Regions from separate parts of the Homo sapiens genome. Here region 2 is linked to region 1. A link is a loop called in an ENCODE intact Hi-C map of the cell type or tissue named here. Cell type or tissue: CD14-positive monocyte. All regions are shown on one strand. Each heading gives the region's core, and the rest is flanking DNA. Links, peaks and the distances in the headings are about the cores only.

What was found. Hi-C counts contacts between places; a loop is a spot of excess contacts. Peaks named below come from ENCODE experiments on the same cell type or tissue, not always from the same donor. Only the 100,000 strongest peaks of a DNase experiment are listed, where the experiment ranks them.
Region 2: it touches region 1 in a loop (9-fold over the local background); 19 of 110 quality-filtered maps call a loop at or near these places.

Annotation. Positions count from the first base shown.
Region 1 is chr19:45,052,374-45,067,337 of GRCh38, reverse strand. It overlaps CLASRP (CLK4 associating serine/arginine rich protein), which reads right to left. Exons shown (of 21, transcript NM_007056.3): 4 at 14,446-14,547; 5 at 14,161-14,240; 6 at 10,804-10,888; 7 at 9,440-9,588; 8 at 7,974-8,070; 9 at 6,871-6,949; 10 at 6,711-6,784; 11 at 5,143-5,184; 12 at 3,111-3,326; 13 at 2,708-2,995; 14 at 1. Among named protein-coding and RNA genes, the nearest start is that of ZNF296, 17 kb to the left of the region's middle. RefSeq lists an enhancer at 9,995-10,064. In CD14-positive monocyte, for the core only: CTCF peaks have their summits at 7,485 and 7,685 (motif pointing right); a DNase peak (open chromatin) is centred at 7,687; H3K27ac peaks cover 3,073 bases.
Region 2 is chr19:44,981,528-44,996,491 of GRCh38, reverse strand. CLPTM1 (CLPTM1 regulator of GABA type A receptor forward trafficking) reads right to left here. Exons shown (of 14, transcript NM_001294.4): 6 at 11,189-11,274; 7 at 9,917-10,037; 8 at 9,069-9,313; 9 at 8,319-8,412; 10 at 5,907-6,097; 11 at 5,547-5,642; 12 at 5,119-5,254; 13 at 4,092-4,259; 14 at 3,151-3,881. The coding sequence ends at 3,595. Among named protein-coding and RNA genes, the nearest start is that of RELB, 12 kb to the left of the region's middle. RefSeq lists enhancers at 6,702-6,751, 7,232-7,391. In CD14-positive monocyte, for the core only: CTCF peaks have their summits at 6,919 and 7,126 (motif pointing left); a DNase peak (open chromatin) is centred at 7,121; H3K27ac peaks cover 1,484 bases.

The DNA of each region.
Region 1 (14,964 bases), core at 3,730-11,729:
CCTGGGGATGCAGCAGGGCGGGAGGAGGACTGTGAGGCTCCAGGGACCCCAACCGCACCCCACCCTGGGTCCGGATCCACAGTCCTCCTTCCTGCAAGGCCCAGGGTGACAGGCTCGACTCTCCTCTCCTGCTACTCTCCCTCCAAAATGTCCCAGAGCGGCATTCCGGCCTCCCTCCGGCTACAGAGATGGCGCTCTAGATACACTCAGCCTAAGGGCAGTCCTGCCATCATGAGCCCTGCCTGGCCCACGTCACCTCTCCCTCACTAGACACCCGCTTGCTAACTTCCCGGGAGGTGAGCTCTGGGAGGGATGGCTGGCTCCCCCTTTATGAGCCGTGTCCAGCTCAGGCACAACAGTGTTCCACGGTGACCTCATCTACACCCTCACCCACCACCTCATCCTGCTTGTGTCCAGGGTCTCGACAATAGTGGGGACCACCCCTTGTCCTCCACCAGTCTCAGCACAGACCCACAAGTTCCAGTCTGGGGATGCGGAACCCCATCCTCTCCCTGCTCAGGACACTGGTGGGACTCTCCACCCACTGCCCACTCTCAGGCTGGCATGCAAGATGTGCCCAGGTCCCACCTGTCCCCCAAGCCTTTCTCCTGTCATTGCTCTGGGTAAGCTACAAGGAATATATGACCTGGAAGCCAATTCTGGGCCACACGCTGACTCTGCTTGGGCTCTTTTTTTTTTTTTTTTTTTTTTTTTTGAGACAGTCTCTCTCTGTCGCCCAGGCTGGAGTGCAGTGGTGCAATAGCTGGGCTCACTGCAACCTCTGCCTCCTGGGTTCAAGCAATTCTCCTGCCTCAGCCTCCTGAATAGCTGGGATTACAGATGTGCACAACCACACCCGGCTAATTTTTGAATTGCGTTTTTATAAAATAAAAATTTGTTGTCATTATTAAGAAAACAAGGGCCAGGCGCGGTGGCTCACGCCTGTAATCCCAGCACTTTGGGAGGCAAAGGTGGGTGGATCATGAGGTCAGGAGTTCAAGACCAGCCTGGCCAACACAGTGAAACCCCGTCTCTACTAGAAATACAAAAATTAGCCAGGTGTGGTGGCGCATGCCTGTAATCCCAGCTACTTGGGAGGCTGCGGCGGGAGAATCACTTGAACCCAGGAGGAGGAGGTGCAGTGAGCCGAGATTGTGCCACTGCACTCCAGCCTGAGTGACACAGTGAGACTCTGTCTCAAAAAAAAAAGTAAAGGAAACAAGAGCTATCCTCTAAAAATCCAGACCCTCAACTTCTCCTGAGAACTAGAAAGACTGGGTGACACTAGACCTGCTGCTGAGCGGTCAACGCCCCGACTGGAGGGAACATGTGCTTGCCAGGTCAGCAGGATCTCTACCTGGCCCCTCTACTTTACCTGCCAGACCCTGAAGGCAGCTGACATGGCGATCAGTGCTACAATAACGCAGGTAATGATGCTGACGATATTAACGGCACTTAGCCAGCACCAGCCCTGTCCTAAGCACCTTACATGGGTTTACCTGTTACACCTCTAACAGCTCAGAGAAGCGGATGCTATTACCGCGATTTTACAGAATTAGAGGCCCAGGGACTCTACACTCAGGCAGGTGCCCTGCAGTCTATGCTCCTACCAACCCAGCGTCGCTGCCCTTCCCAGGGCAGCCCTGACCCCAACAGGCAAGGGGACCGGAAGGGGGTGGACCAGTCCCCAGGTGACTTTATTTTCTAAACCATCCCTAGAGCTAGCCTCTCACCATGTCGTCTCCAAAATGAAATGTCTTTTTTTTTTTTTTTTCTTGAGACGCAGTCTCACTCTGTAGCCCAAGCTGGGGTGCAGTGGCACAATCTCGGCTCACTGCAACCTCCGCCTGCGGGGCTGAAACGATTCTCGTGCCTCAGCCTCCTGCATAGCTGGGACTACATGCGCGTGCCACCACGCCCAGCTAATTTTTTTTTTTTTTTTTTTTTTTGAGACGGAATCTCACTCTGTCACCAGGCTAGAGTGCGGTGGCACGATTTCAGCTCATTGCAACCTCTGCTTCCCGGTTTCAAGCGATTCTCCTGCCTCAGCCTCTCAAGTAGCTGGGACTACAGGCGTGTGCCACCACACCCAGCTAATTTTTTTTTCAGTAGAGACGGGGTTTCACCATGTTGCCCAGGGTGGTCTCGAACTCCTGAGCTCAGGAGATCCGCCTGCCTCGGCCTCCCAAAGTGCTGGGATTACAGGTGTGAGCCACCACGCCAGGCCAAAGAGCTGTCTTGATTTTTTCCACCCGCTTCGCTTCCCCATCCGCTCCTGGCCACACAGGAACGCGCCCCTCCCCCTCCGCAAGGGGTTTCCCAGCCCTCAAGGCCCGGACCCGTCCCTTCAAGCTACAGAAAACCCTGGAGCGTCCATGCGCTTTCTACTCCCCTCCACCTGGAACCCCTGACAGCAAAAACAGTCTCCTGAGGAGAGAGAGATGCACAGTCTCCTCTCCACACCCTGTCGTGGAAAACAGCGGCTGGGATCCACCTCCACTGCCACCAGAACGCGCACGCAAACACCCATGCCTTGCCCTTTCCAACCAAGGGCTTCCTGCGGAAGAGCAGTGGCCTGTGCCTGTCCCCTTAGATGGGGTGTTCTCTGAGCTGGACGGCCAGGTTTCCTCCCTCTGAGCACCTTCTCCCCAGGATCGGAGACCGCGCCCCCCCAGCCCCTCCCACCTCCACGCCCAGCCACACACACCTGCTTCTGCGCCGGGGCCCGTAACCACCACGCCGGGCGGGCGAGCGGGAGTACCGGTGTCCGTCTCGGGAGCCCCCACCTGAGTGCCGCCGGCCACGGCTACGGGACCGGGAATAGCGCCGGGAGCGGGAGCGGGAGCGGGACCAGGAGCGGGACCGGGAGCGGGCGTGGCGGCCGGAACGGTAGTAGCCCCCACCACGGCGAGAGCGGGAGCTGGAGCGAGAGCTGGAGCGGGAGCTGGAGGTCCTCGAGGCAGAAGAGGAGGAGGAGGAGGAGGAGGAGCGGCGGCTGCAGGCGGGGCACGGAGGGCCGGTCAGCGCAGGCCTGAGCCGCGGCCCCCCTCTGCCCCGGGTACCCCCCATGGTGACCGGGGCGTAGGGCGGGCGGCGTGAGCGTTACCGACCGGGCGCTGGCATTACGTCCCGGGGCGGGGCCGCCAGGCTGGGGAGGTGCGGGGGGCTTCCCTGTGGTGACTCCTGATGCTGCTGCGGCAGCAGCGGCTGCGGCTGCCTCCTCATCGCTGCCCCCAAAACTGGTGATGAACGTGATCTTCTCCTCGCGGCCCGGGGTCGGGGAGCGGGAGCGGGAGCGGGACTCTGAGCTGGACTCCGAGGGTGACCTGCGGGTAGGGAGGAGGAGGCTCACTAGCTCAGGCTCCCGGAGCCTCTTCGGGAACAGCACACACAGCAGATCAACAGCAGCGCCAGCGCGGGCCACAGCGACCCGGGAAACCAGGCGGGTGGATGGAGCCTGGAGGGCAGTGGAGACCCAGCTCTGGACAAGGACTTGACTCACAACCATGCAGCCTTCGCTAAATAACCAGGAAGGACAATGACACACAACTGCTCTGATTTTATGTGGCTATGAAAAATGGATGAGCAGGCCGGGCGCGGTGGCTCACACCTGTAATCCCAGCACTGTGGGAGGCCGAGGCAGGCCGATCACTTGAGACCAGGAGTTTGAGACCAGCCTGGCCAACAAGGCAAAACCCTGTCTCTACAAAAAATACAAAAAAAATTTGCCGAGCATGGTGGCGCGCACCTGTAATTCCAGCTACTCAGGAGGCTGAGGGCACGAGAACTGCTTGAACCTGGGAGGCAGAGGTTGCAGTGAGTCCAGGTCACGCCACTGCACACCAGCTTGGGCAACAGAGTGAGACTCCGTCTCAAAAAAAAAAAAAAAAAAAAAAAAAAAGATAAGCAGATCTCTGTACAAAACACAGAAAAGTTTTACTCAAAAGATACATGGATAATCTGGGAGGAAAAAGCAAGTTCTAAAACACTGAGTGTGGTGCAATTCTATTTTAGTAAAATAAAAACAAAGTGGCCAGGTGTGATGGCTCATGCCTGTAATCCCAGCACTTTGGAAGGCCCAGGTGGGAGGACTGCTTGAGGCCAGAACTTCAAAACCAGCCTGGTCAACATGGTGAGCCCCATCTCAATATTTTAAAGAAAAAAAAAACAAACGTGTTTTTTAATATATAAAATTTTAAAAATAAAAAGAAAGTATCTGATATTCCTGACACTCCCATGTATGGAGCACTAACCTACACCTTTTATTTCCCCAGAAGCCATTCAACACCTTATCTCATCTAACCTCGACCCACAGCCCCATGAGGAAGATCCCATTCCCACCCCCATTCCGAAGAGGGAACTGGGCTTCAGAGAGCTATGGAGCTTGGATGAGGGGGACTGGGATCAGACTGAGCTTGGTCCCTCACAAAATCCCTTCTCCAACCACTCTTTCATCCACGAGACAACGACCTGTGCCCAGCGGTGCTACTGAGTGCCCGTTATTTCCCACTGGCCACTTCTGGAAATTGAGATTAAAGTGACTTGATTTCTCAGTCACACTGTTTTGCCATATTTGGTCATTTTTACCACAAGGCTGCACTGTATTTAAATCAGAAAAATAAAATAAAGAAGCTTCAAAGATAAAGAAAATTTTATTGGCCGGGCGTGGTGGCTCACGCCTGTAATCCCAGCACTTTGGGAGGCTGAGGTGGGTGGATCACGAGGTCAGGAGATTGAGACCATCCTGGCTAACACGGTGAAACCCTACTAAACTCTACTAAAAATACAAAAAATTAGCCAGGCCTGGTGGCGGGCACCTGTAGTCCCAGCTACTCAGGAGGCTGAGGCAGGAGAATGGCGTGAACCTGGGAGGCGGAGCTTGTAGTGAGCCAAGATCGTGCCACTGCACTCCAGCCTGGGCGACATAGCGAGACTCCGTCTCAAAAAAAAAATTTTATTTAAAACTGGGAAAACAAGACAGTGATCTGGAAAACACAAAAATGATTCAGACCCAGAACATATCATGCAGTCTGTGATCTTGGGGTGGCCTAGCAGGGTGAACCTCCCATCCCCTCCTCAGCACCCCTGTCCCCATCAGGAGGCTCCCTGTCTGCTATTCCCTGGTCCTCCAGAGCAACTTACCGCTTATAGGGGTCATAGGTGGGGCTGTCTCGGCGGGCATAGCTACAGAGAAAAGAATGGGGTGGGACAAATTAGGGCTTAAGATCTCAGCAGTCATGAATTTGGGATAAGCCCGCCAACCTGAGGACCCAAAGCTAGGTACCTGGCACAGTGAGGGGGCTGCTGACCAGGTTGGGGGCCTCCCCTTAATTCCTCCACCCACCCCCACCTCAGATCTGTCCAAAGCATGAACTTAAGCCCCACCCTACAATGTCCTAGACCCATCATGACTCTGAGGAACTTGGACTTCAGCAGCTCTGGTTCTGCTTGGCCTCCTGACCCTAGAATGAAAGCATCCCTCCTCCCAATCCTTGTCTCTGGCTCTCACTGGGTCCGGGCTTACTAATGATGATGATGATGATGATGATGATAAGATTAAAATAGGCTGGGTGCGGTGGCTCACGCCTGTAATCCCAGCACTCTGGGAGGCTGAGGTGGGAGGATCACTTGAACCCAGGAGTTTGAGACCAGCCTGGGCAACACCGCAAAACCCCATCTCTACTAAGTATTTTTTATTTTAATTAGCTGGGCGTGGTGACGCATACCAGTAATCTCAGCTACTAAGGAGACTGAGGTAGGAGGATCGCCTAAGCCTAGGAATTTGAGGCTGCAGTGAGTCGTGATTACACCACTGCACTCCAGCCTGGGTGACAGAATAAGACCCTGTCTCTGGGGGAAGAAAAAAAAAAGAGAGACTATCACAGCTGAGGAAACTGAGGCCCAGAGAGGTGAAGTCACTTGTCCAGCATTACGTAGCTCATAAAGGAGGAAACTGGGATCCAAACCCAGGCCCTATGGCCACCCAGCCTGGGCGTTCCTGCACTACCCTCTGTGTGCCTCTGTGCCACCGCTGACAGCAATGACGATTGGTGCTATTCTTTAAGGAATGTTTCCGATACCAACCGCTGAACCTACAAGTTGTTTAAGCCTTACAGGAACTCTCAGTCACTCTCCTTTAAGAGATGTGGCAAAAAGAGGCATGGGTTTGCACAGGGCCTCTCCTCAAGGCCTCCTGACCCAGGCTGGGCTTTCCTCTCCAAGCCAGCCTGCCTCATCCAAACCTGTCCCAAGACCTCCCTGTGGGGACTGCCCAGCCCTCTCTCCAGGTAGGTGATAATGCCTTGTTTTCCAAAGGAAAAAATTGAAGCTCAGAGAGTTCGGGAAGTCACTTGTCCAAACTCCGACACAGGAAGAAGCCAAGCAGCAGAACTGGGTGAGAGTCCAGGGCAAAGCCTGTGCCCTCTCTGCCGCCTTGGTGAGAGCCTTATGCCGCCTGTGCATGGGCTCCTGGGAGTCTGGCAAGGGCCCCCAGTCCAGTAGGGTGAGGGGAGGGGCTGGCAAGGAAAGGAGTCCACATGGCCCTCAAGGCCGTTCCTACCTCTAAACCTTCACGATGGCCATGCATCGCCCCACTAGAAAGACTCCTTTCTCAAGTCAAATGCCTGCCTCCAAAGAGCTTTCTCAGGCCCTAAGCCCCTGCTCTCCTCCCCCAGATGCCAGCAGGGTGGGGGTTCAGGGAGAAGCCCTACCTGGGTGGGCTGATCTTGCGACCCCTCAGCCGCTTCTCCCGAAACTCTCTCCGCTGGCGTCGAGAGCGGCGTCCCTGGAGTAGGGTGGGTGCCAGGTTGGTGAGGGGGTGCCCTCCCTGTGACACACCCCTGTCCCCTTCCACTCCAGCCCAGACCTCACCGAGTACATGGCCTTCTCCTCCTCAAGAGCCTTGGCATGCTTGATGGCCTCTGCCTCCTCCTTGTCTTTCCGGAGCATCCTATAGAGGTGGGTGAGAATTAGGGTGGAGGATGGGGCAGGCCACAGGGTAAGGAGGACACAGACTGAGTCATCAGAGAAAGTGAGGGACCTGAGTCACCCCACGCCAGCCTGAGGTATCTTTCATTCAATGCCACTTATCAAGCACCCTCTGTGTGCCAGGTGCTATCTTAGGTATCAAGAACTGAGCACTGAAAAAAAAAAACAGAAATCCTCACCTGCACGGGCTTACATTCTAGGGGAGAAGATAATGAGCAAGGGAATAAAATGTGTGGTCCATTAGATGGTAGAGCAAAGGCAGAGGAAGCTGCAGTTTTCAAGAGGGAGCTCAGGGAAGCCACACAAAACAGGGTATCTAGAGAAAAACCTGGGGGAGCAAGCTGCAGACGTCCAAAGCGAACAGCAGACAGAGTGGCCCAGGGGCTGGCCCAGGCCTCTGCACTTGAGGAGCAAGGAGACTGTGCAGGCTGGGCAGCGGGGGATGGTGGCGGTTGAGAGGACCAGATGGGTAAGACCTTTCGGCCATGGTGAGGACACTGGATGTTCCTGAGGGAGGTGGGAGCCACAAAGGGCTCTGGGCAGAGGGTGCCATGCTCAGGCTCCGTTTCTGGTTCACTGCCCAGTGAGCTGGGACCATTCTGTGTGGTCTTGTGAGCTCAGCAGGGGGTGTGGCTCAGGGTAGAGGTACAACCAGCAACTGCCAGGATAAATAACCAGGGAATGAAGCCTCTCCACTAGAGGGCGCTGTCCCCCAGCCTAGGAATCCCCAGAGCTTCGAAGAGTCAGATTCGCCCCAGGTCGCACTAAGTAGGGCAGGCTGGGTGACTTGGGTGCAGCCTGTTTCTGCACAGATGAAGTGGGGCCACGACCACCATAGGCTCAGGGACCTGCATGTGTAAAGTCCTGGGCCCAGGGCCAGGCACACAAATGCTCACAAACAGGATGGCTGTCAATACCGGGAGTAATAGTGAGATGCCAGGGTGGGGCCCACAGAATGGGTAGGGGTGTCAGCAGGCAGGCCTCACCTGACGAAGTCACCGTCGGCCATGCCATAAGTCGTGGCCTGTTTGTTGAGATCTGCCACCTGCTCCTGGTTCAATTCATCCACGTCCACCTCCACGTCTGCACCAAGAGAAAGGCTGTCAGGAGCCACGGCCGAGCGAGAGGACAGGGGAGAAGGGGCAGTGCTCCAGGAGGCGGGGATGATGGGGCGCCCGCCAGACTGAGGGATTCTTCAGGAAGGGATGGCATCAAGTCTGGCTCATCTTGGCATGCCCTAGGCTGGCACTGGGCTTGCCAGAGGTGAGCACAACACACAGTGGACAGAGGCAGCTCGGGGACAGGGCTTGAAGGGGCAGATGAACGGAGGGAGGGAAAGAGAAGGGAGAGATGGACGGATGGGTGCAGGGATGGATGAAGGGATGCAGGGATGGATGGATGGATGAATGGAATGGAGGCAAGGAAGGAAGGAGGGATGGGTGGATGGAGGGAGGGAGGAATGGATGAGTGAGGCGTGTGGTGGGGTTGACGTGAGAGGGAGGACTGAACAGGGGCGGAAAGATGGCGGCTGGAGATCACGGTGGGTGGCAGGCAGGGTGTGGGTCACAGGTGTTTGGAAGCAGGGCGTGTGATAAGCCAGAGGAAGGAGGGCTGGGCGGAGGTCAATGTGTGGCTCCACAGAGTGTGAATAAAGAGCCAGCTACTGGGCTGAGCGCGGTGGCTCACGTCTGTAATCCCAGCACTTTGGGAGGCCGAGGCAAGTGGATCACGAGGTCAGGAGTTCAAGACCAGCCTGACCAATATGGTGAAACCCCCGTCTCTACTAAAAGTACAAAAATTAGCTGGGCGTGGTGGCGTGTGCCTTTAGTCTCAGCTACTTGGGAAGCTGAGGCAGGAGAATCACTTGAACCCAGGAGGTGGAGGTTGCAGTGAGCCAAGATCATGCCACTGCACTCCAGCCCGGTAACAGAGCAAGACTCCATCTCAAAAATAAATAAATAAATAAATAAAAAGAGCCAGTTGCTGGAGTAAGAACCAGGATGAGAAAAACAGAGAGACTTGGGGGTGGTTTGATCAGTGGGAATCCAGAGGGGAGGTGAATGGCAGAGAGGAGGGTGAACAGATGCCTGGCGGATGGGGGCTGACTCTGTAAGAGGATGAACACTTGTTTTCCAGAGGAGGGAAGAGAGCAGGAGAGAGGGGCAAAGGCAGAGAGAGGCCGGCCCAAGTGGAGGAGAATGGAGCCAACACCTAGGAGGGGAAAAGATCATAGAAATAGCACCCTAGAAATGAGAGATGAGTGAGGCAGAGGAAGGCCGGAACGGAGGAGGACAGGAGTGAGACAGGGGCAGCAGGAGGCTGGTGTGCCCTGGGGCGGGGTAGGGAGAGAGACACGGTTCGTAAGCACGGGGTGCCCCACAGAGGGTGAGGGACGAGACACAGAAACGATGCCCAGGGACTGCAGGTGGGGAGGGCAGAGAGGGGACCCCACCGATGTCGGGGATGACCTCATCTTCGTCCGAGTTGCTCTCCTCCTCGGCCGCTGACTCCTCCTCCTCTGGCTTTTCTGCCGCCTTCTCTACCTCGGCCACCGTGCTGTCCTCGTAGGTATAACCGATGGAAGCCTTCTTCTCTGCCAGCCTGAGAAAGGGGAGCTGGTAAGCCAGGGCCGTGCCCAGTGGAGATGAGGGCCCCAGGCTAGCCCCACACACCAGTCTCGAGTGCCACGGCCCCCTCCCCTCAGGCTCTCCCTCAGCCTAGGACCCTCTGCTCCTGCCCACACCCAGCTCCTCCCTCTTCCTCCACATCTGAGCTCTAGGGCCCCACCTGCCAAGAAGTCCTTGACTGGTACCCTAGGGTGGGTCAGCACTGTCCTGAGCTCCCCAGCCCTGCCTTTGTTGGGTCATCTCTGTTGGGGAAGGTCTGTCTCCCGCCTAGACCATGAGTCCCACAAGGGCACAGCCCAGAGTCCTCCTGAGCAGCCAGGTGCCCCAGCTTTGCCCTGAACAGAGCAGGGCCTGAGCAGGATCCTGAGGCTGGGGCCGTGGACGAGGGCTGAAGTCTCCAAGAAGCTCCCAGTACAGTCCCATGGGACCCCTCCCAGTGGAGGAAGGCGGCAAGCAGTCAGGGGTAGCAGGAGGGAAGGTGTCACTGAGGGAGCTGCCCAGCCCCGAGCCAGGGCTCCAGGCTACCGTGCACCAGGGCAACAGCAGCTGGCCTGGAGGAGAGCTAAGCCCTGCAGAGGGAATAGCGTGTGTGAGGGCGGGAGGCCTGCACTCATCAGACTGAGGTGGAGAAGAGAGAAGTGAGACTGCTCGGCCACTGCTCCTCAGAGGCAGCTGCTCCAGGATAAGGCCCGGGTCTCCCCAGCTACTCCTTGAGGGACGCGGCTTTAAGAAGCCTCTCTCCAGAGTGACATCAGCTAGGGCTGACTGCAAGCTCACTACATGGCAGGTGCTGGAATAGGTACTTCACAAGCCCCATCTCCTGCATGCCTCCCAACTCCAGGCAGTAGGGCCTCCTGCCAGCCCCATTTTACAGGGAAGCACAGCAAGGCTCAGACAATTCCCACTCAGGGCCTCACAGCCAGGACTCAAACCCAGGGCTGTCTCACCACAGGGCCTGCACCTCCCACCACTTCCCAAGCTGAAAATGTAACGCAGAGCCCTCGGCAAGCCGGGGCCCCCTGACAGGGCTTCTTCCTCTACACAGTTATTAATTGAGCACTGACTGTGTGCTGAACACCATCCTTGGTTTCGGGGAGACCCTGGTGGACAGGATGGAAGAGGCCATGCCTGGCTGGGGCTCCCAGCCCTCCTGCCTCCTCAACCCCCTGCACCCCAGACCCCGACTCACTTCTTCTTCTCATCTTCGCTGGGTCTCTGGAGGCCTCCGTACAACTCATCAATGTAGATCTGGTACAGGCACTGCTCCTCTGAGACTGCAGCAAACAAGAGACCCCAGGTCAGAGTGGGTTGGGGACACTAGGAATTCAGTGGGGGAACACAAGGGTGCGGTGGGGCAGGAAGACAGGTGCAACCCCAGTGCACCTTGGGGGGCAGTCACCACTTCCAGATAATCAAACTATGTCTGGTGGGACACAAGCAACTGCAGCAGAGCCTTGGACACACGACCTTGGTCAAGGGACTTAACACATCTGTGCCTCAGTTTCCTTTTCCGTAAAATGGGACCACGGGCAGAGTGAGTGCCTGGCCTGGTACTTGGGCACTCTACCACCATTCTCACTGTTTCTGGAGGCCTCTGGCTGGACCCTTCAGAACCATAACCTGCTCCTGAGTGCCACACGCCATTCTGACTGCACAGGTCACTCCACTGCATGCCTCTCTGTGGCTCATTTTAAGTTAGGTGTGGGCTGGGATGACCTGGGCTCTCCTGCACCCCCAACACCCAGCCTGGGGGACTCAACAATGTACCAGAGCCTTCCTGATCTTCCCTGCAGTGAGACACGTGTCCCTGACTCGCTGTGGGACAGTGGGTTGTAAGTCCCCTTCCTTCCTTCCCTCCCTAGGCCTCAGTTTTTCTTTTCTTATTTTTTTAAGACAGAGTTTCACTCTTGTTGCACAGGCTGGAGTGCAATGGCGCGATCTTGGCTCACCGCAACCTCCGCCTCCCAGGTTCAAGCGATTCTCCTGCCTCAGCCTCCCCAGTAGCTGGGATTACAGGCAGGCGCCACCGTGCCTGGCTAATTTTGTACTTTTAGTACAGACAGGGTTTCTCCATATTGGTCAGGCTGGTCTCGAACTCCCGACCTCAGGTGATCCACCGCCTCAACCTCCCAAAGTGCTGAGATTATATGCATGAGCCACCGTGCCCGGCTGGCCTCAGCTTTTCTATCTGGAACAAGAGGTGGGCAGGCTGGCAGGCCAGAAGGGGATGTAGCACGGCCCTTCCTTGTTCTAGCAGATACCCCAATTTCTACTTGTTGTCTCCAAAGCCCAAGAGAGGCCCTGCTGACCCTGTCTTGCACAAGCGCCCTCGCTCTCCCTGCTCCAGCCACACGGGCCTTCTCTCTGCCCCTCCAGTGTGCTCACAGTCCTGGCTGACACAGGGCTTTGCACAGGCTGCTCTCGGCCTGGAATCCTGTGGCCTATCCGTGCCTCCCAGGGAGCTTCTATCCAGGACTTCTGTCCTATTTTTCTCAGAGAATGGCACACTGTCTGTCACATCACCTTGGTTTGCAATTGGCATCACTGACATTGATTATGGAGCTGCTGCCCTCTCCCCTACCATTGCCACACCGCAGGTGTTCAATGACTGTTTGTGGAAGTGAATGAATAAATGCAGAGTGAGGCGAAACTAAGGGGAACCCTGGCTCTACCACCAGGAAGCCATGTGGCCTGGAATGATGGCAAAAACAGTATCAATTATAACACATGTCCCTGATTCTAAGGCCTCAGTGATCACTAGAATTTTGGCAGCCTCTGATTTTAGAAAATCAAAAAAGCATCTATCTTAGAAATAAACAAATACTGGACTAGCAAACCCACATGGAGGGCTGACTGTGCCAGGCTCGGTGCTGGGGTTTTATACACATCATCTCACTCAACTCTTACAACCACCCCACGCAACAAAATCAACACCACCACCCTTCTCGAGGAGGAAGCCGAGACCTGCCAGGTGGTAAGGGACAAACCCAGCAGAGAACTCCATCCTTCCCTTAACTCCACAGGGAATCCCAAGAAAGGGAATCTCAAGTCCTTCTTGGTAGGTGAGTTAGGAGCTTTCCATCAACAGGGAGCAGTGGTTAAGGACACGTGGAGAATCCCAGCTCCTTGGACAGGGTGTTCCCCCTCGACATTCTTGTCTGTAACATGGGGTGATGGCCAGGCGCGGTGGCTCACGCCTGTAATCCCAGCACTTTGGGAGGCCGAGGCGGGTGGATCACGAGGTCAGGAGTTCAAGACCAGCCTGGCCAAGATGGTGAAATCCCCGTCTCTACTAAAACTACAAAACTTAGCCGGGCATGGTGGCATGCGCCGGTAATCCCAGCTACTTGGGAGGCTGAGGCAGGAGAATCACTTGAACCCAGGAGGTGGAGGTTGCAGTGAGCTGAGATTGCGCCACTGCATGCCAGCCTGGGCAACAGAGTAAGACTCAATCTCAAAAAAAACAAAAAACCCCAAAACGGGGTGTCACCCCTACCTTGCTAGGTGGTTGTGCAGATGTAATGATAATACAGACAAAAAAGCCCAAGTCTGTTGGGATCCAAACCTCCCTGGGCAAGCCCAGAGCAGCGAGAAGTTTCCCTGAGCCTCTGTTTCCTCATTTGGAAAATGACAATGGTGATAAGGCTGGGCTGGGAGAAAATTCCTGGACATACATGAACACTTGGCAAATTGTCAAATGCTGGCAAATATTCATTTAAATCAAGGAGAAATTTCCTTTTTAGAGCTCACAATCTGATCTGTGCGGGCAGAGTAAAATACACAGAGGTAAAAAATCTGTTCCTGGCTGGGCATAGTGTTTCATGTCTATAATCCCAGCAATTTGGGAGGCCAAGGCAGGAGGATCACTTGAGCCCAGGAGTTCAGACCAGCCTGGACAACACAGTGAGACCCCATCTTTCTAAATGCTTTTAAAAACGTATTCTTGGCTGGGCGTGGTGGCTCACACCTGTAATCCAGCACTTTGGGAGGCCAAGGTGAGCAGATCACCTGAGGTCAAGAGTTCGAGACCAGCCTGGCCAATATGGCGAAACCCCGTCTCTACTAAAAATACAAAAAACTAACTGGGGGTGGTGGCGGGCACCTGTAATCCCAGCTACTCAGGAGGCTGAGGCAGGATAATCACTTGAACCCAGGAGGCAGAGGTTGCAGTGAGCTGAGATCACACCACTGCACTCCAGCCTGGGCAACAAGAACGAAACTCCGCCTCAAATAAATAAATAAATAAAAATAAAAACATATTCTTGCTATTTTCTCTATTTTTTAAAGAAAAACGGACCACAGAGTCAGAAGGCATGGTATATGGACGTGACTCTGCTGGGAACAACCCATTCGGCAGACATCCCCTATACCAAATCTAGAAGGGGAAAGAGATGCAGGCAAAGTGAGTCTATCGTAGAGCTGGAGCCGGAACCCAAGGCCCTTTAGTAGAAAGTATGTGGATAAAACTTTTCTTCCCAAACCTATCTAGGTCTTCCAGGCTCCAGGCTCAAACCCCACACCCCACGTCCCCCCACAGATCACTCACTGCCGGCAAAGTCGTTCTGCACCAGGCCTCTGTAGCGCTCGTAGTTACACTTCCGTTCGTCCGACTCCTGTTCTGGGGAGCTTTAGGGAAGGGCGAGACCTTGAAATCAGAGAGAAGGAGTGGATCCCCCCCCAAGCCAGCAGGAAGGGAAATGAGGCATCCCCCTCAGGCTCAGGGCGGTACCAAATAGGAACGGCTCCTAGGAAGGTGACAGGTAGGCTGGGAAAAGAACAGGGGCTCCTGGGTATGACGCTGTGCCTGGCAACCCCCTGGGAGGTGGCTTACATGGTGGTGAGCAGAGGGGGGGTGTAGTCGGGGATGTGGTCCAGGTGGGCACGGACATCGAATCGGTCAATCATGTTGTTGGTGTCCCCCTGCCAGGGCATCCTGAAGTGGGAGGGGAGCAAGAAAGCAAGAACCTCAGGGTCCATACTGCCCAGGACACAAAGCACCTGCTCCCTGCCAGCTGAGGCTTAGAAGCCTGGCCCTCAGCCTGCTTTGGTCCCCATGCCATGACCCTCACCTCAACCCCCAGCTCTCAGTCCCTTCTGTTGCAAGCCTCCCTGAATCCACATTCAGGCTCCTGGGACCTGAAACAGGCCAGTCATCTGACTGCCCCTGGGGACACCAGGGCCCCATTTCTCACAACCAAGCAATAGTGGGGAACTTGAACCAGGTCCTAGAGGGTATTTGAGGGGCGGGCCCCAGGCACCCTGAGCCAGCTCGGGTCTGGCAACCTACTCTCTGCTTCCTCTGGGCCTCTGGCCCTGGCTCCACCCATTTCTAAGTCCTCCAACCATGACT
Region 2 (14,964 bases), core at 3,017-11,016, 70 kb after region 1:
GCTTGTCACAGTCTCCAGTGTCTGAATATGAGCCCCACCGAGGTCCACACTTCTGGATGTGTTCATGTGTCTGGGAAAGTGAATGTTGGGGTTGTTCAACATGCACTCATTAAATATTCCTGGCGTGGCTTCTCTGTGTTTGGCCCTATGCTGGGGACACAGCAGTGATCAAGACAGGTCTGGCTATGTCCTCACGGGGCTCCATCCAGTGGAAGAGACCAACCTGTCCCCAGTGATGACTCACAGTGGGCAGGGCTGCCATGAGAGACCCCAGAGAACTTGGCAGTCAGGGAGGGCTTCCTACAGGAGTGAGCATTGGAGCCACAGCTTGGAGGACACATGGGTAAGATAAAGAAGGGATAAGCCAGCTGTGATGGCTCAGGCCTGTAATCCCAGCACTTTGGGAGGCCCAGCTGGGAGGACTGCTTGAGGCCAGGAGTTTGAAACCAGCTTTGGCAACATCGAGAGACCCCAACTCTACAAAAAATTTAAAAATTACGCAGGCGGCCAGGTGCTGTGGCTCACACTTGTAATCCCAGCACTTTGGGAGGCCGAGGCAGGTGGATCACAATGTCAGGAGTTCGAGACCAGACTGGCCAAGATGGTGAAACCCTGTCTCTACTAAAAATACAAACATTAGCCGGGTGTGATGGTGGGTGCCTGTAATCCCAGCTACTCAGGAGGCTGAGGCAGAAGAATCGCTTGAACCCGGGAGGTGGAGGTTGCAGTGAGCCAAGATCGTGCCACTGCACTCCAGCCTGGGCAACAAGAGTGAGACTCCATCTCAAAAAATAATAATAATAAATAAAAATACTAAATAAATAAATAAATAATTACGCAGGCGTAGTGGCACTTGCCTGTGGTCCTAGGTAGTTGGGAGGCTGAGGCAGGAGGATCGCTTGAGCCAGCAGGTCAAGGCTGCAGGGCTGTGATTGTGCCACTGCACTCCAGCCTGGGGGACAACGCAAGACTCTCTCAAAGAAAAAAAGAAGTGGACAGGGGTTGTGTGCCTGGGGGCAGGATCCAGGTAGGGGGAAGACCAGGCTGGATGCAGGGGTTAATAAGTGTCCCCATCACCAAGGTCTCAGTCCCCAGTAAGGAGCCTGGGCTTTCTCCTGAGGTCACTGTGCACCCACAGTAGGTTCTGAGCAAGGGCTGGGCAGGGTCAGGTTTGTGCTTTAGTAGAATAAACTATAAAGTTTCCTCTAGCTGGGCCGGGCAGGGTGGTTCATGTCTGTAATCCCAGCACTTTGGGAGGCTGAGGTGGGCAGATTGCTTGAGGTCGAGACCAGCCTGGCCAACATGGCGAAATCCCGTCTCTATTAAAAATACAAAAAATTAGCCAAGCGTGGTGGTGCATGTCTGTAATCCTAGCTACTCAGGAGGCTGAGACAGGAGAATCACTTGAACCCAGGAGGCAGAGGTTGCAGTGAGCTGAGATCCTACCACTACACTACAGCCTGGGCAACAGAGCAAGATTCTGTCTCAAAGAAAAAAAAGAGTTTCCTCTAGCTGCTAGCTAGAGTGTGAATGGGATGTGGGGAGGGCAGGACCGGGACAGGGGACCAGACAGAACACTGAGCAAGAACACCACAGGGTAAGGAGGGGCATGGAGCAGGTGGAGCAGGTGGTCCCAATGAAGAGGTGAGACCCCCAGGGAGTTGTGGGGGTAGCTGATGGGCCTTGTCAAAGGCTTGGGCGTGGAGCTGTGAGAGGAGGAAGAACCAGGGGTGACGAGGCCAGGAAGTCCAGGTGGCTGGAGAGCCCACCAGTCTCAAGGGGCTGCAGAGCCCTGTACCTCCGGGGTTCCTAGGAGCCTGTCAGTCAGGCCATGGTGCAGAGGCTGGGGTTCCTCCAAGGGCACCGGGGATCCATGGAATGGTATAGAGTTGGGGGGCGGGTAATGGAGACCCATGGCTGCCCTGAGGGATGGGAGACTGCCATGGCCTGTGGACCTGTGGTATGGGGCTCCGAGGGTGCCATCGTCTCCCTGGGGCCTCATGGATCCCCTGACTGGCTCTGCAATATGGGGTGGCAGCTGGAGCCTGAAGGAACCTGGTGTGGTCCTCAGCGTTGGGCCCCCTATCCCAGAAGTGTTGCTGAGACCACCCCCCAAAACAGTAAACCTGGGAATGTAGGGTCCCCAGCCCTCAGAACACAGAGGCCTCGCTCAGCTCACCTATCCAGTGGGCGAAGAGTCCCAGCACCAGGGGCTGGGATGGGAAATCCAACTCATGCCACCTCTGTTGTCAGCACAGGCAGCCCCGGGGATGTGATATGACACCCCAACACTCACAGAGTGCTACAGCCAGCCAACCAGGTGCCACTCAGGCAGGCTGAGCCTTCACCCCCATGCTCCCCAAAATTGGGAGTGGGTGTCAGCGCAAAAAGCCAATGGCACACATTTAGCGTGCCCCAACTGCTGTGCTGAGGCCTCAGGGTGGCAGGTGCTCATGGCGACCCGGCTGAAAGCTGTACTTGGCCCTGCCTGGTGGTGTCGGGTTAGGAGACATTCAGCGGGCACATGGCAGGCTCCAGCCTGCACCCAGCAGGGGCAGCTGGCAGGAAAGGGTATAGGGCAGCGAGCTCCCTGCAAGCAGCTTCCCCAGCAATCTGAAATGAGGCCAGTTAATGAAATCTCAGAGGGCTGGTGGGAGGGCGAGAAGTGAGGAAGAGGCCTGGCCTGGCGGGTATGGCTTTTTTTTTTTTTTTTGAGATGGAATCTTGCTGTGTTGTCCAGGCTGGAGTGCAGTGTGTGATCTGGGCTCACTGCAGCCTCCGCCTCCCGAGTTCAAATGATTCTCCTGCCTCAGCCTCTCGAGTATCTGTGATTACAGGTGCCTGCCAGCATTCCCAATTAATTTTGGTATTTTTAGTAGAGACAGGGTTTCACTATGTTGGCCAGACTGGTCCCAAACTCCTGACCTCAAGTGATCCATCCACTTCAGCCTCCCAAAGTGTTGGGATTATAGGTGTGAGCCACTGCGCCCGGCCAGGTATGGTTCTTGACACAAGGTCACAATCCCCACCTTTACAGGTCCCGTACCGTGTCAGGTCACTCTCCCAGACCCAGGAAAGCCACCTCATCCCTGCTGGAAGCTGTTGTCCAAGGCAACAGAGGAAGGAAGGCACGAGGAGGAGGGGCAGTGCTGAGTTTAAGTTAAACACCCATATGAATTTATTAAATCCAGACTGTGTTAAAGGGCGGCGGTCTAGGAGGGGGAGTGTGGTAGGGGGACGAGGGACAAGATGATGAACGGCCGTGGGCATCCCGTAGGGGGGCCCGGCCCCACCCCCGCCCAACCCACCCCCTCGGCAACGCTGCATCAGCTTCACCATGATTCCCAGTGGTGCTGGGCTGGCAGGGCGAGATGGCTGGAAACACAGAGGGACAGAGGGACAGACAGCGCCTCCACAAACAAACCCTGGCCTGCCCCGGCCCCTACATCACACGCTGGGCCCTGACCTGAGGCGGGCCTCCCACCGCCCCGGCCTGATCTGTCCAGGGAAAGGGCGACAGGGAGGGGAGGCGAGGGGGCCGGGACGCAGGGGTAGTGGTCGCCAGGAGCCGGAGCAGGTGAGGACCAGTCTCGACTAATCCTTTTTCTTGTCCTCTGCTGGCTTTGGAGGGGCTTCCTGGGGCTCGCTGGCAGAGCTGGCCCCCTGGGTGGGCTTGGTGGGCAGGGACGTGGAGGCCTCCTCCCTGGTGGCGGTGGTCGTGGTGGGTGCAGGTGTGGGCGTGAGGGCCCCTGCTGCTGTGGGAACCTCGGCCACGGGGGCGGCAGCTGTGGGGTCTTCTCCACTCATGCCAAACTCGTTGACTCGGGTGGGGTCGACGCGGTAGATCCACCGTTGGTAGAGGTAGATGAAGAAAACCACATCTGGAGAGGGGTGGGAGGCAGTGTGAGGTCGGGCTGGCCCGTCCACAGCCAGGTGGGCCTGGGTGGAGAGGGCGTGATGCAAGGGCGGGGCCGAGCCCCCTCAGACTGAGCACCCCATCTGGGGCCGTGGCACCCCCTCAGGCCTGGGCCCTAAAGACTGCCTCAGGGCCCTGTTCCGGTGGGAGCTCCCACCTGCCCACCGGGCCTCACCGTCCCGCAGGCAGCCGATCCGGTACATAACGGGCATCTTGATGACAAAGGCGAACAGGTCGTCGATGAATGTGTTGAGGGCCTTGTAGGTGAGCATGCGCCAGGGAAGGTGGGCCACAGACTTGAGCTTGTAGTTGATGAAGAGCTGGGGCGTCATGGTGATGAAGCCTGCAGTGAGAGCACCCATGAGCAGAGGGATGGCCTCTCCCACCTCTCCCCTGTGCACTCTGCACTGGCCATACCAGCCCCCTCACCACTTCCTACACCTGGGCACACTCTACCACTTCCTATACCTGGGCACACTCTACCAGCGGCCTCTGCACTGGTGGGGCCTTCTGTCACATCCGCACAGCTCTCTCCCTGGATATCTGAGGCCTCTGTTTAAATGTCCTGTCCTCAGAGGGGCCCCCGGACCCCTATTAATGTGCATCCTCCCACCACTCTGCCCTTCACAGTACTCACTATTGGCTGTGATTCACCCGGTCTTTTGTTTTTTGAGACAGGGTCTCACTCTGTCACCCAGGCTGGAGTGCAGTGGCGTAATCATGGCTCACTGCAGCTTCAACCTCCTGGACTCAAGGGATCCTCCCACCTCAGCCTCCCAGGTAGCTGGGACTACAGGCACGCACCACCACTCCCCAATAATTTCTGTGTTTTTTTGTAGAGATCGGGTCTTGCCAAGTTGCCCAGGCTGGTCACGAATTCCTGGGCTCAAGTGATCCTCCTGCCTCAGCCTCCCAAAGCATTGGGATAACAGGTGTGAGCCACTGCACCTGGCCCTACTTGTTTACTTGTTCCCAAGACACAAAGGCCCCCTGAGAATGAGGACTGAAGCGTACTGTTCATGTCCTCCCTGAAGTCCTCTCTGACCCCAGATGGGGCCATGTGTGCCCTCGGGCCTCCCTATATCCCAGCTCTGCCCACCCTAGGTTGTCCCTGTCTGGGGATGGGTCTGTCTCCTACACTGGGGCTGTGAGCCCTGCGCAGCATGGGGCCTGCTCTCTCCTGGGGCGGCCGGACCGCTCACCGAAGGTCAGCAGGAAGCCGTAGAGCATGCTGAGCACCCAGGAGTACCAGCCCTTGTGCTCCAGGTACAGAAGACTGTAGACGGCATAGCAGCCCAGGAGCGGGAAGAGGATCCAGGACAGGTACCGGAATGCCATCTGTGGGGCCACAGGGTGGGGCTGTCAGCCAGCTCCTCAGCCCTGCCTGGCAGCCCTGCTCCCCGCCCTCACCCACCACACCTGGTCTGGCAGGCCGGGCAGGGGGAATTTCCAGGTAGCCCTGGGGACTCCGGACTCGCCCAGGGAAGCAGTTATGGCAGATGGGGGACACAGAGGATGTGGCACAGGCTGTAAAGCATGGGTCCGGCAGACAGATGGCCGGCCCCGGGTGCCTCAGGGATACGTGGTACCTGGAGACCACCCCCAGGGGCCCACTGTGCAGGACACTCACATCATCATACACTTTGGTCGAGGACTCGATATACGTGGACTTGTCCTTGAAGGATAGGCGGGGGAAGATTCCTGCCACCCTGTGCTCTCGGTCCAGCTGTGGATGAGGTGGGTGCCATGGTCAGTTGCTACGCTGGCTCCCACCCCACAAGCCAGAACCAGCCCCTGCCCTTCCCCACCGTTCCCAGTTCCCCTGCCCCATGTGTGACCCAAAAAATCCCCTGGTGAGAAAATCCCCTCAGTCCTGGGAGTGAGGCACTTGCTGGGAATCCCCCGGGGGCCAGCTCCAGGGTCCAGCTGGGCCACACTACCCCCTCCCAACCCCTGCAGCTCCCGAGACAGCATGGCGCCCCAGCCTTACCCGGACGTCCATGACCTTGGTGATCTTCCAGAGGTCGATGAGGACCCCAATGAAGACGCTGACCTGGACCACGAAGTTGGTCTCGTTGTCCAGGATGTAGAGGAGGACCACGAATGACTGGAAAACGCCGAAGAAGACGGAGCGCACGGACAGGCCCTCCAGGGACTGCCGGCTGTTCCAGAACTGGATATCTGTGCGCAGGGGGTAGGGGGGAACCAGGAGGCTGAGGAGGTGCTGAGACCCTACTGCAGCTCCCTCAGGCCCCCTTGGCCTGCATCCTCACACCCTGGGGTGGGGCTGGGTCCTCAGGAGGGGTGCTGAACGAGACCCCTCTCTCCCAGGAAGGCTCTCATATTCATTGGGTGACCCCCAGAGCACCAGACAGGCGGCACCCCTGGAGCCCTCCCATAGGACGTCAGCACCCAGCACCCCAAGGTGCAGTCCCTTGACTGATGGTGACGGTGACTGGTGCCATGGACAGGGCTCACCACGTGCCAGGTGCTAAGGACTGGTCAGGGAAGCTGCTTCCCTGAGGCCAAACAGCCTGGCATGGCAGAATCTGAAGGGACGCGGGGTCTGTGCCACACCATGGTGCCAGCTCGCCCTCCCTGGGAAGGAAGATCTGTGGCATGCACTTCAAGACCACCTCCTCCAGGCCCCTGCCCTGACACCGGGAAGGAACTGGCTCACAGCCATGCTCAGGAAACTGAAAAGGGCCCTGGGCTCCAGTCTGGAGCTCCTTCCAGTGCTCCGCCTAGATGCTGCCAAGGATCCATGTCAGCATGCTCCTCTCTGAGCCCTGGTCTCACCACGGACACCCCTCTCTTGACCCCGCCCGGCTGAGCATCTAACCGCAGCCACAGGAGGCTGAGCCACCACGTCTGTAGCACAGTGGTGGAGCCAGGTCTGCAGTCCTGCAGAGTCAGGGCCAGCTCTGCACTCAGGGAGTGAGGGCTGTGAATTCTGGTCCATGTGCACCCTACCCCATCCCAGAGCTCCCCCACATCCCAGAGCTCCCCCACATCCCAGAGCTCTGGCACACTCCATAGCCTCACCCCACCCACCCCTGCCCATCAGAATGACCCCTGTCCCAACTGAGAAGAATGGGTCTGGAGACAGGGTTCTGGTGGGTTCTCGTGGGAGCAGTTGGGCCCAAGCCTCTCCTTAGACCAGGGAGGCCACACAGCACTGGTGCCAAGTGAGGCCTGCGCCCCCTGCTGCATGACACTGGGGAGGACAGCCTTCTTGTGCCTCATTTCTCACTGGACCCCAGCCAAGCCAGCTCCTAGGCAGAAGGGTCCCGTCTCCCAGCGACAGCTGGTAGATGGCTGGCTGGGGTCGGCACCAGCTCCTGTGCCCGTATGACACTGCATTCTTCCAGATGGTAGTTCTCAATAATGGCAAGAGCGTCCTTTTTTTTGGAACAGGGTGTCACTCTGTTGCCTAGGATGGAGTTCAGTGGTGTGATCATGGCTCACGGCAGCCTTGACCTTTCAGGCCCAAGCCTCCCGAGTAGCTGAGACCATAGGCACACGCTGCCATGCCCAGCTAATTCTTAAAAAAAATTGTGTAGAAACGAATCTCGCTTTGTTGCCCAGGCTGGTCTCAAACTCCGGGGCTTAGGTGATCCTCCCACCTTGGCCTCCCAAAGTGCTGGGATTACAGGCGAGAGCCACCACCAGGCCGGCAATAGCATCTTAATACCAGGAATACTACTACTCATTCCTCTTGCCGCCTGCGGGAGCTACAGGGCCGCAGGCCACTCCTTCAGACTGGGGTGCTCTGGGCAAGGAAGAAGTGGCCTGCAGGGCCTAGAAGATGAGAGTTGGGGCTGGAACCATCTGCCCCTTAGGAACCGTGTGACTGGGCAAGTGACATCCCTGAGCCTCTGGCTCCCACAGGGCTCAAGGAGCTACTGGGGAGGGTACCCAGGACAGTGCCTGGCATGTGGCTGCTTCTCCTCAAACGCTGGCCATCAGTATGGTCAGCCTTAGAACCTAGGGACCTTTGGGGGACAGTGCTCCTCCTTCCCACTTGGGCAGGCCCCGTCCACTCAGCCCTAAGCGGCCTCCCGCAGCAGGCAGCCTGCCGGGCAGGGTGGCGGGAGCAGCTCCGGGGCTTCCCTGCTCTTGGCTCTGGAGTTCCCCAGCCCTGCTTCCTGGCAGTATTGGCCTGGCCTCTGCCCCACCAGCGGGCCAGCCCCTCCCTCAGCTCCACACCCGGTGGGTGGGAATTTCTGGGTTGGGAGTTTTGGGGCCACTGCCCCTCCCCAGCTCACTAGGCCTCTGGAGAGTGGGGCTGAGAGACCCCAGGCAGGGGGAGGACATGTGGGGAGGGAGGGGAGGAGGAAGGGGGCAGGTCCTGTCCCCCACCCTGCACAGCCTCTCACTAGCCCTGGGGTCCTGTTCCTACCATTCTTGAAGGCCAGGAACTCGAAGACACTGTGAACGATAGACACGATGATGGTGAGCGCCAGCAGGTAGGGGTTGGTCTCCAGCAGGGCCACCTGCAGGGGACACATGTGAGCACAGCCTGTCCCCACCCAGGAGCACCTTCACTAGCTTTTGTCCCGAGGGCTGCCCCTGGGGCCGCCTGTAGAGGGAGGCTGAAGGTGGGCCAGCCAGGAGGAGACTGGGTCAGAGATGGGCAGATGGGGAGAGAGAGGAGGGTGACTCACAAAGACAGAAGAGACGGGGAGATGGCACTAGGGGAAGAGGCAGAGGCCAAGGGAGTGCTGCGGGGAGTGGGTGAAGGGACACTGGGAGCCAGGAGCAGAGACCCAACAGTGACGACAGCCCAGGAGGCAAAGCCGAGCCTCACGCCACAGACACAGGCTGACATTTCAGGACCCAGTGAGATGGCAGAGACACAGAGTTGGAGCCAGGGCCAGGGACACAAGGTCTGGGACAGAAGGAGGAAGGGACAGGTCTGGACCCAAAGGGTCCAACAGAACAGCCTGGGGAGAGGACCCCCAGTCATCTAGGGCTGGAGGGCTGGGTGCCCACTTCCTTTCACTGTGGAGAAGGGACCTGGGAGGTTGTGAAACTGTGGGCAGAGGAGCACCAGGCGGGAGGTCCCACAGCCCAGGCCTGGCACACTTCCTCTTGGCCTCTTGCGCCCAGGAAGGCACCGGGAAGTCCCGCCCACACCGGCCGCACTCACCTTCACCGAGTCCTGCTCCTCATCTGACTGCTCGTACAACTCATCACCCAGGAAGTTCCAGGGCGACTTGGTGCTCTGGGCAGCATAGAGCTGCCAGCGCCAAAGCGAGAGTGGGCAGAAGGAGACGCGGAGCGGCAGGCTGGCCAGGCTCTCGTTGATGGGGTAGTAGTCCTTCTGCAGGTTCCAGTAGTCATTGAAGTAGATGATGGGATAGTAGTCACCGCTCACGGCGTCGAACTTCACATCTGCAGCACGTGGGGCAGGGGCACCATTTGGCCCGGGCAGGAGGCCAGGGTACCCGCAGGCCTCAGATGTCTGGAGAGACCCAACAGGGCCCCTCTACAGAGACTGGAGGACAGGGGACATTTCTAGGCCACACCATGAGGAGCTAAAGGGTGCCTTGACCTCAGCAGAGGGGACTGAGGCAAAGGGCAGGCAGGTCCCCACTGAAGGGGGCAGCTGTGGCTCAGCTCCAGCCCACGGCTGCCCTGTGGGTGACCATGTAACCCAGTTTTATAAAATAAGCCAGAAATTGTGGCTTTTAAGTGATACTGCCTCAATTTCAAAAGCTGGCAAGTGATAAGACATTTTTTGAAAACAGTTTGTGGGCTGGATGGCACTTGATTGCGGACCGATGCTGGCGTGTAGAAGTCAGTCCTGGGGTCCCCAGGGGTGGTGGTGTGGGAGAGGGAGAGGACATGGGAAGGGGATAGGACAGGGTGGGAGCTTGGGAGGGTGGAGCCCTGGAAAGCTCTCTCAGGGGGACAGGGCCAGGAGAAGACAAGGAGATGGACCCCGAGCACCCTCTCAAAGGCTCTGCAGGCAGCTGGCAGGGCTGGGGAGCTTACATTGATCCAGGGGAGGGGGCACACTGCCCTTCACCCACGGCGTGTGGTCGTCCACGATGTTGATGGTGATGTTGGGGTGCCAATGGGAGATCACCTCCACAGGCCCATAGTCCTCAGCCCTCTGAGGCAACATGGGGGGAAGGACCTCAGAGGCAGGTGGAAGTGCTCGGGGACTATCACTCTCTGTACACTTCCTCCCCAGGGTTCCCGAGAAAATCTTAATCTTTGCTTTCTTTTTTTTCTGAGATGGGGTCTCACTATGCTGCCCAAGCTGGTCTCGAATTCTGGGCTCAAGCACGATCCTCCCACCTCGGCCTCCCAAAGTGCTGGGATTAGAGGCGTGAGCCACCATGGACAGCTTCTTTTCTTTCTTTCTTTTTTCTCTTTTTTGGAAGAGATGGGGTCTCACTATGCTGCCTGGGCTGATCTTGAACTTCCGGGCTCAAGTGATCCTTCTGCTTCGGCCTCCCAAAATGCTGGGAAAACAGGCATGAGCCATCTCCCCTGACAACCCTGGCAGCAGAATATCAGCCACCACAGCAACTGCTGGCAGAAGGCTCTCCTCCCTAGGCTTAGAGATTCCGCCACCCAGGACCCTTCCGGCCACCGACAGGATCCTCCCACCCCACATGTAGAAAACCGAGGTAGAGGTAGAGGCAGGGCTGGCATCCTAGGCCAGGCTGCGAAGCCCAGCCTCATGACAGCAGGCTCCACACACTCTTGCACGGTGGCCTCAGCTCCATGAGCAGGGACCACCCCCCCAACACAGGACCACCCGCAGAGAGAGGAAGTCTCTTAGTGCCCACTGCAGGTTAACCACAGATTAACTGCCCGGCTCCCCAGCCCACTGGGAGTGACAGCAACTATGAATCCTGCAGTTCCTACTAAAGCCATATTCTCGTGTGTGTGCTTGGAGCCAGGCTGAGCTTGGGCTCTGGGGCCTGGCTGTGTGGGTGAGAGTCCCTGGCCTGCCACTTCCGGCTGAGACTGAGCAAGTGTCCTCATGTGACAATGGGACTGTGATGTAGACCCCTCCCAGGCTGGCAAGAGGCTCAGGTAACCTTGTCTGGGATCCTCCTCACTCCCTGAGAGACAGCTGCCTCCTGACCCCATTTCCCAGAGGAGGAGCCCAGTGCTCAGGGAGGGGAGGTGGCATGACCGAGCCGGCATGGTGGTTCAGTGGTGGTGACAGATGACAGCCCCAGTGGTCTGGGATGAGCTGTGAATGGCCTGGCTTGGTCCCTATAGGCCCTGACAACCCTGCCCATTTACCTTGATCATTTCTGGGTCCGCTTCTGTCTCTCCTGTCAGCAGGTTCTTGGTTTTCTGAAATCGTCTGCGCTTGTATTTGTTGATCACTGTGGTTGGGAGGTGGGAAAGGAGGGGACGTGAGACCTGCTGGCACCTGCAGCCTCCAGAGCCCGGACCCCTGCCCACCAGCAACGGCTCACGGTCTCCTGGCATCCACCTTGCACTCACCTGCTGAGATCAATGTGACCTGGAATGCCAGAACTGCCTCCCCAAATCTCAACGAATCCCAGTTCCTCATGATCATGGGGACGCCACCATCACCAAATGCCCCAGGCAGAAACCCCAGCTCAGTAGGGCACTGTAATCCCAGCACTTTGGGAGGCTGGGGCGGGCAGATCCCCTGAGGTCAGGAGTTAGAGACCAGCCTGGCCAGCATGGTGAAACCCCCCGTCTCTAATAAAAATACAAAAATCAGCCGGATGTGGTGGCGGGTGCCTGTAATCCCAGCTACTCGGAAGGCTGAGGCAGGAGAATCGCTTGAACTAGGGAGGTGGAGGTTACAGGAAGCTGAGATCGCACTGTTGCACTCCAGCCTGGGCAACAAGAGCGAAACTCCGTTTCAAAAAGAAAAAGAAAACAAACAAACAAATAAATAAAAACAAGTGACTGATCATGGCATCCCGCAGCTTTGGAACCCCAGACACTCACCGTAGCCCCGGTGACCTCTCAACCCTCACCACCTTCCACTTCTCAAACATGCCAACCCGGGGCCTTCAGGCGTGCTGCCCCGTGTCCCAGGAACCCATGCCCTGACACAATCTTCGTGGCCTGGCTCCTCCGTGGCATTCAAGTCCCTGGCAGAATGTCCTTCTTCCACAGGGCTTCCCTGGCCACCCCACTGAATGAGCCTATGCAGTCATTCTCCTGCCAGCTTGTTTCCTTCACAACATTTCACCACTATCCAAAACCACTTAGCCAGTGGTTTACCTGCCTGCTGTCTGTCCCTGCAACCAGTCTGCAAACTCTGTGCGGAAATGCGGGTAGGGGCAGGGCCTGTTTGAATACACATGGGGCGCCTGCACAGGCTCGGTGATGACCAGTTGAATACATGACTATAAAGAGGCAGCAGACGGTTCCAAAAAAGGCCTGAAGCCACCAACATGAGAAACCAAGATGAGAAACACTTTGAGGCTGTGAATCCCCAGCCAGGAGTTGGCCTCACTTCCTCTCGCAGAGGCCCAGTTGGCCACAGGCCCCCTGCCATGTTGTCCCAAATGCTGCCGGGGAGGAAGGGGCTTGTGCGTGCCCACGCTCCATCTCCCAACCTCTGCCCTGGCCTGGGGACGTTTCTGTTTTTTTTCTGGAGACAGAGTCTCGCTCTGTCACCCAGGCTGGAGTGCAGTGGCACAATCTCGGCTCACTGCAACCTCCGCCTCCTGGGTTCAAGCAATTCTCCTGCCTCAGCCTCTCAAGTAGCTGGGATTACAGGCGTGTGCCACCAGGCTCTGCTAATTTTTTGTATTTTTAGTAAAGACAGGGTTTCACTGTGTTAGCCAGGATTGTCTCAATCTCCTGATCTCGTGATCTGCCCACCTTGGCCTCCCAAAGTGCTGGGATTACAGGTGTGAGCTGCCGCACCTGGCCCGAAAAGAAGCTAAGTATTTTTCTTTTTTCTTTTCTTTTTTTTTTTTTTTTTTTTTTTTTTTTGAGACAGAGTCTCGCTCTGTCATCCAAGCTGCAGTGCAGTGGTGTGATCTTGGCTCACTGCAACCTCCGACTCCCAGGTTCCAGCTATTCTCCCACCTCAGCCTCCTGGGTAGCTGGGACTACAGGCGTGTACCACCACGCCCGGCTAATTTTGTATTTTTAGTAGAGACAGGGTGTCACCATGTTGCCCAGGCTGGTCTCAATCTCCTGGCCTCGTGATCTGCCCACCTCAGTCTCCCAAAGTGCTGGGATGACAGGCGTGAGCCACTGAGCCCGGGGACTTTTCAGCTCTTCCTTATGCTATGAAGGAAAACTCAGTCTGCCCTCCCTCAAGTCTCTATCCTGTCCCCTGGGGCCAGGGAGAGACAGGGAAAGGGGAAAGAGACCTGGCCAACAGCGGGGGCTCTGGGGGCAATCTTGGCTCTGAATCCTACAAGCTAAGGGATGCTGGTGAGTGATGTCACTTCCCTAAAGAAGGAAGAAAAGCCTCACCACTTCTTGGCCCAGGGCCTACTGCTTATTAGCAGAAACGTCATCCTCATTTTTTTTTTTTTTTTGAGATGGAGTCTCACTCTGTTGCCCAGGCTAGAGAGCAGTGGCATGACTTCAGCTCACTGTAACCTCTGCCTCCTAGGTTCAAGCAATTCTCCTGCCTCAGCCTCCCGAGTAGCCGGGATTACAGGCATCCACCACCATGACCAGCAATTTTTGTATTTTTAGTAGAGACGGAGTTTAACCATGTTGGCCAGGCTGGTCTCAAATTCTAACCTCAAGTGATCCACCTGCCTCGGCCTCTCAAATTGCTGGGACTACAGGCTTGAGCCACCTGGCCAATCCTCATCATTTCTATGATTATTAAATCATTGGGGATCTTCCTCCTGTGTCCAGGGGGAGAAACCAACACTCAAGGGTTGACTTGGAGAAAATTCCAGGGGGACATGCCCCAATCGTGTCCACACCTGACAGAGACTGTCCAGGGAAGGGAGAGCCCCAGAGGGCAGCGCTGGCTGGTGGAGGGGGAGGCACAGGGGAGAGAGGCTTTGGCTCAGGCAAAGAACACATTCTGCAGCTTGGAGGCATCCAGACCAGATGGACCTGGCTCCTGTGGGGAGGAAAAAGCCCCCCTTTCTTGGAGGAAAATCTTCTAGAGCTGCACCATCCAGTATCAGGGTTGCTGGCCACATGCAGCTACTGGGCACTGCAAATATGGCTGGTCCAAACCAAGAAGTGCTATGATATAAAACACACGCTAGACCCTTTTTTTTTTTTTTGACATAGTCTCGCTCTGTCGCCCAGACTAGAGTGCAGTGGCACGATTTCAGCTCACTGCAACCTCTGCCTTCTGGGTTCAAGTGATTCTCCTGCCTCAGCCTCCCGAGTAGACGGAATTACAAGCGTTAGCCACCATGCCCGCCTAATTTTTGTATTTTTAGTATAGCTGGGGTTTCATTATGTTGGCCAGGCTGGTCTCAAACTCCTGGCCTCAAGTGATCCACCTGCCTCAACCTCCCAAAGTGCTGGGATTACAGATGTGAGCCACCGTGCCCAGTCACACACACTAGATTCTGAAAACTGACACAAGGGGAAACAAAAATGTAAAATATCTCACTTTTTATACTGATCATATGTTGAAACGAGAATATGTTGAGCTCAATTAAACTATTATTGATATTAATCTCATGGTTTTTCTTTACCTTTTTATTTATTTATTTGTGAGACAGGGTCTCCTTTTGTTATCCAGGCTAGAGTGCAGTGGTGTGATCACTGCAGCCTCAACCTCCTGGGCTTGGGTGATCCTCCTACCTCAGGCTCCCGAGTAGCTGGGATTACAGGCATGTGCCACCATGCCTGGCTAATTTTTGTATTTTTATTAGGGGGGGTTTTGCCATGTTGCCCAGGCTGGTCTCGAACTCCTAGGCTCAAGCAATCCTCTAGCCTTGGCCTCCCAAAGTGCTGGGATTACAGGTGTGAGCCATCACGGCCCTGGCCTTACCTTTTTATTATTTTATTTATATTTCTTTTTGAGACAGGGTCTCGCTTTGTTGCTCAGGCTGAAGTGCAGTGGCCTGATCACAGTTCACTGCAGCCTT